Linked DNA regions of Homo sapiens: region 1 is linked to region 2. A link is an interaction called in ENCODE POLR2A ChIA-PET data of the cell type or tissue named here. Cell type or tissue: MCF 10A. All regions are shown on one strand. Each heading gives the region's core, and the rest is flanking DNA. Links, peaks and the distances in the headings are about the cores only.

Evidence for each region. Peaks named below come from ENCODE experiments on the same cell type or tissue, not always from the same donor. Only the 100,000 strongest peaks of a DNase experiment are listed, where the experiment ranks them.
Region 1: POLR2A ChIA-PET joins it to region 2 with 7 read pairs; 1 of 35 experiments calls an interaction of 5 or more read pairs at or near these places.

The regions. Positions count from the first base shown.
Region 1 is chr3:178,190,680-178,196,798 of GRCh38, forward strand. It overlaps LOC105374235 (a long non-coding RNA gene), which reads right to left. Exons shown (of 11, transcript NR_188692.1): 10 at 4,700-4,798. Among named protein-coding and RNA genes, the nearest start is that of LINC01014, 230 kb to the right of the region's middle. In MCF 10A, for the core only: no CTCF peak of the experiment used is centred there; a DNase peak (open chromatin) is centred at 3,392.
Region 2 is chr3:177,831,681-177,837,799 of GRCh38, forward strand. All of the region lies in intron 1 of LINC02015 (long intergenic non-protein coding RNA 2015), which reads left to right. Among named protein-coding and RNA genes, the nearest start is that of LINC02015, 18 kb to the left of the region's middle. In MCF 10A, for the core only: no CTCF peak of the experiment used is centred there; DNase peaks (open chromatin) are centred at 3,491 and 4,461.

The DNA.
Region 1 (6,119 bases), core at 1,966-4,465, 360 kb after region 2:
AGTGTTAATTCTTTGAAAGGACTCATTAACAAATATCTAAAAAGAATTATGAAGAGAAGAAGGAAAAGGAAGAAAAGAAAGGCAAAAGTAACCAATATCAGAAATGTAAATATGACATCACTATAGATATTGTAGACATAAAAATAATAAAGGCATATTAATAATAAATTTATGCTAGTAGAATCTAAAATGTGGATGAACTGGTCTAGAAAAATATAATTTACCAAAATTGACTTAAGAGTTAAGAAAAAATTTACTTAATCTTATAACTATTAAAGAGTTGAATTCATAACTGTAAAGAATTCACAAAGAAAACTCTATACCTAGATGACTTTCCTGGAAAGTTCTACCCAAAATTCTCTTAAAAACCTCTAAAACTCTTCTGTAATGTTGGAAAAAACAAACAAACAAACAAAAACAACAATAAAAAGCAATCTCCTAGGAGAAGCAGTTAGAGTCTCACCAATATTCCAAAAACTTTATCAGGTCAGAGTGCCCTGAACCACTTCCAACTGAGTACATTTATCTCTGTGCTTGGGGCCTCTTCTAGAAGATTTTCCCCAGGTGTCTGATCATCCAGAAATGTCAGGGAATTAACATCCTCCACCTCCACCACACCCCATTTCCCCGGCAGCCCTCAAGCAATGACTGATGGGAATATTTAAACAAGTAATATTTATATTTATACAACTCCCTGGACCTGGAGTTGTATAATTCTGATTTGTATATAAAACTGTTTCCTAGATTTTTGGTGCAGAATTAAATTTTAGTTGCCCATTGTGAAAGCTGCCTTAATAACATTGCCCTTTACGGACTGTTTCGTCTTACCTATATTTCTTGCCCATTTCCCTGCCAGTATTTCCTCTGCTCCTCTCAAATCACATTTTTGCATTTGAATTCAAGTCTCAGAGACCGCTTCTGGGAGAAATACACAAAAACAACTCCCTATTTTTGTTATGAGATGAGCAATAGTTTAATCTCAACCTTTACAAAGTCATGATAAGAAAATCATGGTTTAGTCACTCATATACATAGATGTTAAAATTCTGAGCAAAAACTTAGCAAGAAAAATTCAGCAACATGTAGAGAGGATAACACAAAATCATCAAGTTTTGTATCTCAGGACTACAAGGTAGACTTAACACATGAATAGCAATTAATGTTATTTGCTATATTAAAATATTAAGGAAAATAATTATACACTATAATTGTTTATTTAGAAATATATAGTTATATATAAGAATATATAATGCCACAATTATATTATTAATTACAAAATGAAGAAAAAAACTTTAAAAATTTAATATGTATTCATGGATTTAAAATATCTTAGCAAATAGAAGAGAAAAAATGTCCTCAATTTGATAAAGAATATCTTAAAAACCTATAGCAACAATGTACTTAGAGAGATAATAATAGCTTTCTTTTTTAGATCAAAAATATAAAAGGGTTTCTACTATGACTAATGCTACTCATCATTTTATTGGAGAACCTAAACAGTGTAGTAGAGAAATAAAAAGAACTATAAGCTATAGTGGTTGGGGTGGGGAGAGAAAGCAACAAAATTTTAATTATTTGAAGGCAATAGTTTGCAGATATAAATTAAGTAGATAGATAAATTAGAAGAAGGGAAGATAAAAATGTTGCTTCACAAATAATATACAAAAGCAAATTGTTTATACATAGGTACAAGATTTAAAAAATAAAAACTCAAACAAAAATATTTCAGTTAGGAAGACATTTTTAAAACATAATGCACCAGAAAACATCTAACCCTTATGAAAAAAATTATATATTTTATAGAGTGACATTTTAAATGACCTAAATAAATGAAGAGATATACCATATTCATGAATTGGAAGATACGTGTAAATATGTCAATTTTACACAAATGTATATATAGATTTATTCCAATCCCAATAAAATCCCTAAGTTTGATTTTTTAAGTTTGACCAACTAAGATATAAGTAAATAAATACACACACAGAGATGGAGAGAGAGAGAGAGAGGCAGAAAGACAGAGATGAAAACAGCTAAACTACTGTTAAATAACAAATTGGGAAAACAGGCTTTTTGGATATGAAAAATGATCTTAAAACCACTGTAACTAAGATAAAGATAATCAGATAGACCTGAGGAGCATAACAGTGATAAAACAGACCCACATAAGCATGGACACTTAATATATGAAATGTATATCATATATGAAAACACTAAGGTGGCACCGCAGATCAAAAGAAACATTTCTGAAAATTGGGTGTCCATGTAGAAGAAATAAAATTGGGCTTCTACCTCCCACCACACATGCAAATCAATTCCAGCTGAATTAAAGACCAAAATGTGAGAGGTAAAACCATAAAGTGTTTAGAAAATATAGGAGAATGTCTTCATTTCTTTAGGGTATCAAAGACTTCTTAAAAGTCATAAAATTTTTGTCAAAGACATAAAATTCTAACCATAAAAAAAAGAAAAAAAGAGATTGAGAGAAAGTGGAGGGGTGGAGAAGAAGGAAACGAGGGAGGAAAGAAAAAAGAAATCATGTAAAATTAAAGATTTCTAGTGTCCATAAATTTTAATGCTATAAAAGTGTCGGAAGTCTTTGGTTTTCATCAGAATAATTTCCTCTGCTTTTTTTTTCTGCTATAGGAAATTAAATAAAATATTAGTGACACTAAGAAATGGTTTTTATGTGAACTTCTGAGTTGTCTAAACCGTTAAGAGGAAAGTGTGGCCTTTATATAGCTGATATCTATTGCTTTAGTCCACTGAGAATACATTTTAAGAAGCCTTATAATTTAAAATGGATTTATTTTCAACTATTATTTCTTTTGAATTAAAATCTTTTCTAAGTAGTTCTTATTTTTCATTTTCTCACAACATTTTGTGAATTTGTGCTATCATTTGAGAACAATTTAGAAACATTTTTTAAAAACAAAGAATTGGGGATGCAGAAATAATGTAAAAGTAGAAACACAGCCATATATGATTATAATTTCTGTCATAACATTATTATTTTCTAATTATTGCACTATTTGTGTAGATTTCCAAAAGTTATATAGGAGTTTTCAATGAAAAGGATCTTACTTTGATTAAAAATCCCAGTCTCAATTGTGAAAATCTGCTGTGCTATGTGGATGGCTAAGCTTTTGGTAATCTCCTAAACTTGGCTGAACTAGCCCATGAGGCACACTCAGAGTTTACAATGAGATAGGTTTTGTCTATTGGATAAATTTGTCCATTAAGTACAATTGCCTGTCAAGAATATAGAGAAAAAAAAAAACACCTTCCCTTCTATAGAGAGAATTACCTAATAAACCCACTGTTCCTACTTTCTCTGAAGACTTTGAGGTCGAGGAGGCCACTAATGATTCCACTTTGACTGCAGAGATTTGTCTTGGCAGGACTTCTAAAGAAACTCTTAATCATCTTCCTGCTTATGGCTTTACCTGTTTCCTGAGTTTCAGATCAGGTTGTAGGGTTTCTGATGCAGACTATTTATTAAAGGAGTAGAATTGTGTCTTCCTTTACTCCTTTGAAGTAAGTAGGGCAGAAAAAAATTGATCTTAAATTCTCAAAATGCCTTTTTTTTTTTACTTATATTTTACTTGAACCTCTGAAAAAGTTTCCTTCTGTTTTGGTGTGTCTTTTCTTCATATAACTGGCACCTGTTTCTAGTATATGCACCATGGGAAGATTGCTTTCATGGAAATTAAATAATACAAAATAAGATTAAAATAAAAGGTTAAACTTTAAAGTTAGGATATAACAGGGATATGTAGGATCAAATTTAAGAGACAGGGTTGTTTTAAGGTGGGCAAAAATGTATTGTACTGAATTACATGGCAATTTTAAATCTAAAATATGATGTATAAGTCAGAAGACGGTTGGTGGGTTAATCATCCACGAAGACTGAGAAAAAGAAGAATTATAGAAGCAAATGTTGGCAGTGCCTGTCCCAGGCAGCTAAACACTGCCAATTCCTTGGCTTGGCATGCCTATAGTAGGGAAGAAGTTGCTTGTCAAGAAACCACTGGGTGTTTAAAATGGCTTCATATTTAACAGATAACATGATATGGATATCTGGCTCTCTTGACAGCTCTATTTCTAACAAATAATGAATGACTTGGCTAACTGTCTCTGCCCACATCAGGTTTCCGAGATGCAATGCTGACAGTTAGCTCTTAACCAAATATATTTTCTCTGGTGGTAAGAACGCCAGACAGCAAATAAAATTTAGAATGTCTGGTTACATTTGAATTCCAGATAAACAATGAATAATTTAGAGCATAGTTAGACTAAAAAAGTATTCGTTACTTGTCTAAAATTCAAACTTAACTGGGCTTCCTATATTCTGCCTGGTAACTCAACCTGGTGAGAACCTATGGCAGTGGCCAACTTGCCTAACTTACAAGACATTGATTGGTAATACACCAGTACAAGGTAATATTTGAGGGGGAAGAAATGCCATATACACATAGGGCTTATGATTCTTTCCCATCCGTCATCTAATTAGAGCTTCACAATGAAGCCTGACCTGACCTGGTATCCATGACCACCATGTGTTCATTATCATGAGAACAATGAGGCCCTCTGACTTCCAATCCACCCTCTTCACAGCTGACCACCTCTCTTCCTAGATGTCCTATTTCACATCATTTCGTTAGCTGTATGCTAATGCATTTTATTTATTGACTCTTACCTTGAATGTTCTCTCTGATCTCACCTTCTGAAAGCCAGTCATTCCATTTGCTTCCTGAGTAATAAGGGCATATATTGATAGATAATACTTTTCATGGAACTATAACAAATAGAAATTGAGATTCAGAAATAAATATACCTCCAAGTAAACTTTTGAATTAATCAAATCTTGGTTTGGCACATTTTGAGTGTGGGTTTTTTTCTAATTCAGTTCTTCCTTCCCTACCTTTCCCCAATTACTGAAGGTTCCAATAAGTATTACTCCAATTCCTCTTGCCAAACTTTCTTTCAAGAAAAGTCTCTTTAGCTCAAGTAACCTAAAGTTAAAAAGCACCCACAATGACCTTAAGTTAAATTAATACACATGGGCAGCTTCTAGGCAAGAATAATATTGTAGTACTTTGCTATTTAGGGTGGGATCATTTCAACTCCTTTGAAACGATCAGCATTCAACCACCATGTAAGAGAGTTCCTGAAATATTTGTAAACTTAAAAAAATTATTTAGATAAATACATAAACCAGACAGACAAAGAGACAGAAAGATAAAAGAATTACAAAGAAGAAGGCAAGGCAGGGAAGCCTGTCTAAATGGGACGCATGACACAGAAGAGAACAGTATGATTCAGCTGTTTTGCATGAAGGTTAAATTATTATGCAGCCAACAGGACTACTGAGAAGCAGGACTTGTGTCTTCAGTGTCCAAATTCTGTCTCTGATTCTAATGACTCATTTTGTGACTGCATGTAACTTATTACATTCTCTTTATTCTACTCTTACCTGCTGGAAAAGAAATTAAATACCATACAATTCACAGGCGATTATAATCCTGAGTCATTAATTCAATAATTTATATAGAGAAAATATTATTAGCTGGTAGAGAAGTGGTGACAAAAGTAATTCTGAAAGGCATAATTTGGGAATCTGGAAACAGCAATAAAATAGAATGTGCAAGGCCAAAATTTTGGTTTAAAAAAAAAAACACTTGGAATCAAGAACTTGTGTTCATGGAGACATGGAAAATAGAGAATGGTTGCAGAGAGCAGGGACAAGTCTAAGCTGTGTTGTGCTGTGTAACATGCATATTCTAGGGACACTGAAACCCCTTCCTACTCTGTTTACCCTCTACTTGCCACACACGTCATTCTAATATGGACGTTATATCTTTCTCCTTGCCACCCTAAGCTTAAAACCTTTCCTCGGATGATTTGTGCTGAGACAGAAATAATTTCATAAATTGAAAAGGGTATTATTTTATAAGCTGGCACCAGAGTTTATTCTGAGAAAAGAATACATATGGCTCAGTGTTTGAGAAAGAAATGTGAGGCCAGAAAGAATAGGAAGGATACAACTAAACTATTCTTCAAAAAAAATGAGGTGCTGAGGTGACGGAGAAATTCAGGAGGCAGGAGAAGAGGAAAAC
Region 2 (6,119 bases), core at 2,286-4,785:
GATGGGCTCTATTTTCTGTCCCCAGCTAGTTACCTGTTCATGCACTACACCCCTTGGATCCTCTGTTAAAGAGAGACTTAGTAATTGGGATACCTGCGCTGCCGATGGATTTGCCACATCTATTCTGTTCTCAGGTTGTATGTTGTTTGTGTGTGTGTGCTTGTGTGTGTGCATGTGTGTGTGTGTGTGTGAGAGAGATGTGCTACAAAAAGAAAGCTAAGGGAGGCATGCAGAAGACTGCACCAGAATGAGTTTGTACCTTTATCCAAAAAAGCCACAGTTTCCTTCATTCTTTCTCCTCCCTAGAAGGAGACCAGTTCTTATAGCTGCAGAGAAGGGTAGGGAATGACAGTAGGAAAGGGGCATTGCTAGAGTCAGAGGCACAGGTGGCATGAGAAGTGCAGACCAGTCAGAAACAAGGCCCATCACACTCTTACCCTCAGCCCTGTGCTCTGGGATCCTCTCTGTGATCCTGATCGTGATCGTGTAAGGGTAAGAAGTTGGGAGGAAGGAACCTCAGCAACATCTCCTCTCTTGCCCTACTGAACTCTGGAAGCCACGTTGTTTTCCAGGAGAGGTGGAGGAGGTCAGGGCCTAGCTAATATCTGGTGCTGCTGGAGAAGATGCTTTCCAAATGGACAGTTAAGAAGAGTGACGAAGGTATTTAAGAAATTTAGCCACAAAAGCACTTGTAAATAGTGTTAAAAGGCAGTGGGAAAGAGATATTTAGATTTGGTAATTTAAAAAAGTCAATGCACACCTATATGAATAAAGTTTTGAGTAGCCTCTCCCCTGCCCCTAAGAATTCGGACATTTATTTAACTGTGGCCCGAATAGTGAATGGAGATGTACATTTTAGCCTTCAGGGATCAACAAATGAGTCCTTAAAGAAACAACAGGCCTCTAAATAACTAAGGGAAGATCAATATAAAATTATTCCTGAGTATAAATAATAAAATATAGTTGAAAAATTAAATTACCTTATCAGAACTTTGGTTGTTCTAGCAAATATTTTTTGCACAGTATAAAATTCCAGAATGCACACTTAAGGCCGTTCAGCTATTTACATGCTAATATACATTTATTATTAATGTGCACATTGAAATATTTTTTTCTCATTTAAGGTATATGTATATGTTTATAATAGAGTGAATATCCCTGAACTCCATTCACACAACGTACAGTATTTTTTCATTCATTTAAACTAAGATTTATCTATATAGTTTATATTTTATATTTGGGGAAAGCTAAGTAGCAGAAATTTTATAACATAGACAATGATATTCACATATTCAGATCTACAACTCAGCCCTCACTGCTTTACACATGTAATTAGGTTGTTTCCATGGTAATGATCTAATTATGGGCTTCTCCTTGGCCTTGTGTAATCACATTTGCTGCGTTTTGGCAGAGATGTTTTCCTTATTTTGTTGAACTGCAACACTTGACAAGATGTTCTCTCTTAAGATGAATAATGATTTTTCTTGGGAGACAAAAACAAAAAACGAAATAACACCATCAAAGTTGATTTGAGAGGGATTATAGGTATTTGACAAATCATGCCAGTAATAAAATATCTATTACCCTTGAAAGCATACTCTATTTTTATCTTTGTGTGTGTTATTACTGATGGAAATCATAGGAGGTTCTCATTTTAAAAAACCATGTGTGCTATTTAAATATATGATTTTCATGGGGCCCAGAGGCTTGAAGGAAAAGAGATGTTAGGCCAGAGAAGAGAAAGCTCCTGAGAGCTTTGTAGAAAGAGAACTGGAGACTGTATTCAGTGAGAATATTATATTGCAATTGACAAAGCTATTCATGAAAAGATATTTGGTTATGGTTGCCATGGCAGTAGGAAACACCTGAAAAAAATCAATTAAGACTTATCTTGGCAGGGATTCAAATGCAATCCTTTATGCACGTGCAGAAGAAGACAGGAGATGTAAATACTTGCAGAAAGACAGCTTTATCATCACGTGGTCCCCTCAGAAAAACCCTGGAATATGAGAAAAATAAAAGTTTAGCTCTTTTATGTGCATAAAATGACACTGTGCTATAAAGCATTTTTTATAGGAAACTCATTCTTACAGTGGAAAGGATGCATATAATGGGTGGTGCAGGCTTATTGTTTTAGGGTTAGCAAGAAGGTGTGTGGGCTCCAATGTCACAGTGCCCAAGGTCCAGATACCTGGTATTCAGGGGCTGGGAATTCAAAGCTTGCTTCTTCAACTATTATGGAGACAGCTTCAAATCCAAAATTAGTGGACCAGATGTCTAAGAGTCCAGAATGTTGAAACTGCTTTCTGAGTATCATTTTGTGGGAATAGGGTGGGTGGATATAGTTTTTGGTAACCTAATTTATTAAAGGGCATAGATATAGCATGATGCTTGGGAATAATAATGTTAATAACCTGATTTTCAATTTATAGCAAACCAACCCCTATGAAATATTATACGGCTTGGTTTTAGGCTTATATAGTGTTATTTTCTCAGGGGGGAAATGATATTCATAGGATGTTTAGTAATTATAGGCAATTAACAAGAAATTTTTAATTTAATGTATTTATTTATTTATTGAAAAAATATTTATTTACTACTTATCACGTGTCAGGCACAGTACAAGGGCCTGGGAATAGAGCAGTGAATCAGAAAGACATGATTGCTGCTCTCAAGTTTTTTATCATTTTATAGAGAAAGTGGCGAAAACAAACAAATAAAGAAACAAACAAACAAAGAAAAAAGGCCAATTTCAATTCTGGCCTAAGCAGTGTTAAGTAGGGAAATGTAGGGTCCAAGGAGAACAAAGAGGAGGGTGGTGTCTGACAGGGTGACATTCATTCTAGCAGAGGGAACAGAGACCAAAGACAACATGGAACATGGACCCAACATCACAGATCAACTCCAAACAGGACAGTGTGATGGGATCCTGTGGAGTATAAGTGGGAATGATGAGAGGTGAGACAGGCAGGCAAGCAAGACCAGAGAGTTGAAGTGCTAGTAAACTACACTGACAAGCTTGGCCCCTCAGCCCAACCAGAATCCATTCAAAGGTCTCAAGCAAGGGAGCAACATGGCCTGATTTGCAATACCTGCTGCTGTTAGCTTTAGTGGTTTTGAAGCAGTGATTTTGGAAAAATCAATCGAATGATTTTCATTCTGAAGTATTTTGGCTGCTAACTGGGACTTCCATTGTGTGGTCTAAGGTGAGTTACTTTACCTCTCTAGTATCCCGTGTTTTCCTCTACATGGGCCCTTTTAGCTTTGTTTCTCTATGATGCGATTTCTCAGTTGTGTTTGTTTTTTGTTGATAGACACACTTGCTTACAGTGTGACTACACATGCACCCAGGAGTGAATTATCTTTGATTACTTGAAGTTCTGCCCTATCCACCAGCTGGCTGGTCTAAAACCCTTTAAACTCCTTTACTCTCACCATGAGGTCTTGCCTCCCAGTAGGATTAAGCCAGGAGGGCAACCGCGCCTGTCAGGGAGAAGGATGTGGGTTTGCCTGAGTCACTGTGTGTGAGAGTGAATGATGGTTTTAGGAAGTAGCCATAAAGCATTGGGAGAATGGCTGTGAATGGCTTTCATATTCTCTGCTCTGTTTTTGATTACACCAAAGACAGCTTGTTATTGAGTAGCTTATAGCATGTGGCTATGTTTTAAGTACTTGAGTAACACAGTCAAAATAAACCAGCTCACTCTGTTTGGTGAGCAAGTCTAACAAACATATAAAGAACATAAATGTACTTCTTGTAAGTCACAAATATATCTAGAAGTTAAAAGGAAGATCAGAATATGTTAGTTGGTCTTAGAATAAACTTTCCCTTAAGGGTTTGGTTTATAATGTGGGCGTGAAATTCAGTTTTCTTATGAACAATTTTACATTATCGTTAATAATGAACAATTTGTTAAGTATTAGCATCAACAATGTGATATAAATAACACTGTGTGTTTGATGTTGGTGTACAGGTGATTGGTGTACTGAAGAAAGGTAACGATGTATTTATTCAGTGTTGCTATGTATCTAATATAAATTAGGTATTTGGCATAATCAGATGAAAAAACTGTTGCGCAGAAGTTCATTCTATAATGCACAGTTAATTATTGCATAGTATAATAAGTATGGTATAAAATATACTTAATGGAACACAGGTAATGGCATTTAGCCTAGCTTTGTAGGTTAGGGTAAGAGGTAGTTAGCGGTGGGATTGTTACCTGTTTCTCCAATATTCTTAATCATTCAAGTCTAATTCCAGTCTAACTATGCCATATAAAAATCCCAAAGTAACCATGAGAATTTAGACATTAAGGGAAAATGAAATATTTAAAAGAATCCCTTGAATCTGGTCTTGTTGGGTTTCTTTCTGTAAAAATGAAGAGAATGTTCTGACTGGTCACTTAGTCATTCGTTCCTTCACTCAACATGTTCAAGTCTCTATGTTCCAGGCACTCTTCCTGGGCCTGTGGTTACAGAGATAAACAAGACTGACAAGGTCTTGGCTGTCATGGAGCCTAACTTCTAGGGGATCCCATGACTTAAGAACTCTACCTCCTCTCTTACATGAAAAAACAATCTTGTATTAAAATCAGACCTCTGTTAGATCTTGGAACAGTAAAAGTACATCAGTGGAAGAAATGGAATCTGAATAAATTTTGTAGTTTAGTAAACAGTATTGTAGCAATGTTAATTTCTCAGCTTTGATAATTGTATGATGGTTATGCAAAATGTCGACATTAAGGGAAGCTGGGTGAAGGCTCTAAGAAAATCCTCTGTACTATTTTGCAACTCTTCTGTATGTCTAACATCGTCTCAAAAAAGAAAAAAAAATCCTAACACTAAACAAATAAAAAACCTTGGGCCTTGATTATTTTACTTATGTATTTACAATGTACAATATCAGATCCTGTTAGGAAGTTTAACAAAAAATAACCCTGTGGGCAGCAGTGTACGTGAGTGCCAAGAAATGTTGGCTGAACTAGATTATTCACTGAAGATTAATCAAAATATTCCCGTCTTCCACAATTAATTTTGAAGATTCTACATGTTTGGATTGCCACCAAAACAAAAAGTGCCAAAATAGCACTGTCGTACACAGCTTTGTTACCTAAGAGACTGAAATGTAGCTCAAGTGTCCAGCTTGTTTCTTTAATGTGCATTAGGCGAGGCCCACATATCCACAGAAGTCATATAAATGAGCCACTTACAAGGCTTACCAATTCTTGCTCAATACCACAAAGACTGTGTGTCAAAGAGAATGGTTGTAAATTAAAGCTGACACACGGCAGCTGTGACCGTAGTCAGTGTCAAATCCCAGTTTGTTTTCTTGTCTTTCAGATAAGCTCAGTGAGTTGATCAATAAATCCAGATAATTACTACTATTAGAAATGTTAAAAGTGTTTTCTTCTTTCTTGGCCTGTATAATTTCCTCTGGGGTATCATGACTGCTGGTCCAGTCTCACCGGGGTACATATTTCATTCAACCCAGTGACTACCACCTAAGGCACTGTGGCTCAGCCCAACACCCTTTTCCTTGAGTTCACCTTCTTGCCCATCAAATGCCTCTTGAACTGGCCTGGGGCCTTGGCTGTGGCAGCCTGTTTGCACTGCAGAGCGTGGTCTCAGACTTTGGATTGCTCTAAGAATTGTCATTCTCTTCAGGGGCTGAAATCCTCACATTTTAACATCATTATGTATATTTTGTCTTGGATCAAATTGATTAATGAATGATAGATTACCCCAAATCTCGCTCTGGTGTGGAGCTTTCCATCTGTCTTATTTTTTTCAGTGAACATCTTTCCAAATTTCAGCCTCTTCTCCACCCACCCCCCACCGTAGCGCCCTGCCTCCTCTCCATTTGCCTCCTCTTACCTTTCTGCTGTATCTTTTTCCTTATTCTCCTTTTTTGTTCTCCACCAAGTATCTTCAGAGAACCTCACTGTGCCTGGAGCAGAGTTAGGTCCTGGGGACACAAAGATGAATGGGACGCACTCTCTGCTTATCAGGTGTGTACCTCTTGGCTGTCACCCTCTCCTGGCCATGCTCTCCCTGTCCCTGCCTGATGGGGGGTGGGCCTGACTCCTCCTTGGCATCTTCCCCTCTCTCTCCATACACTG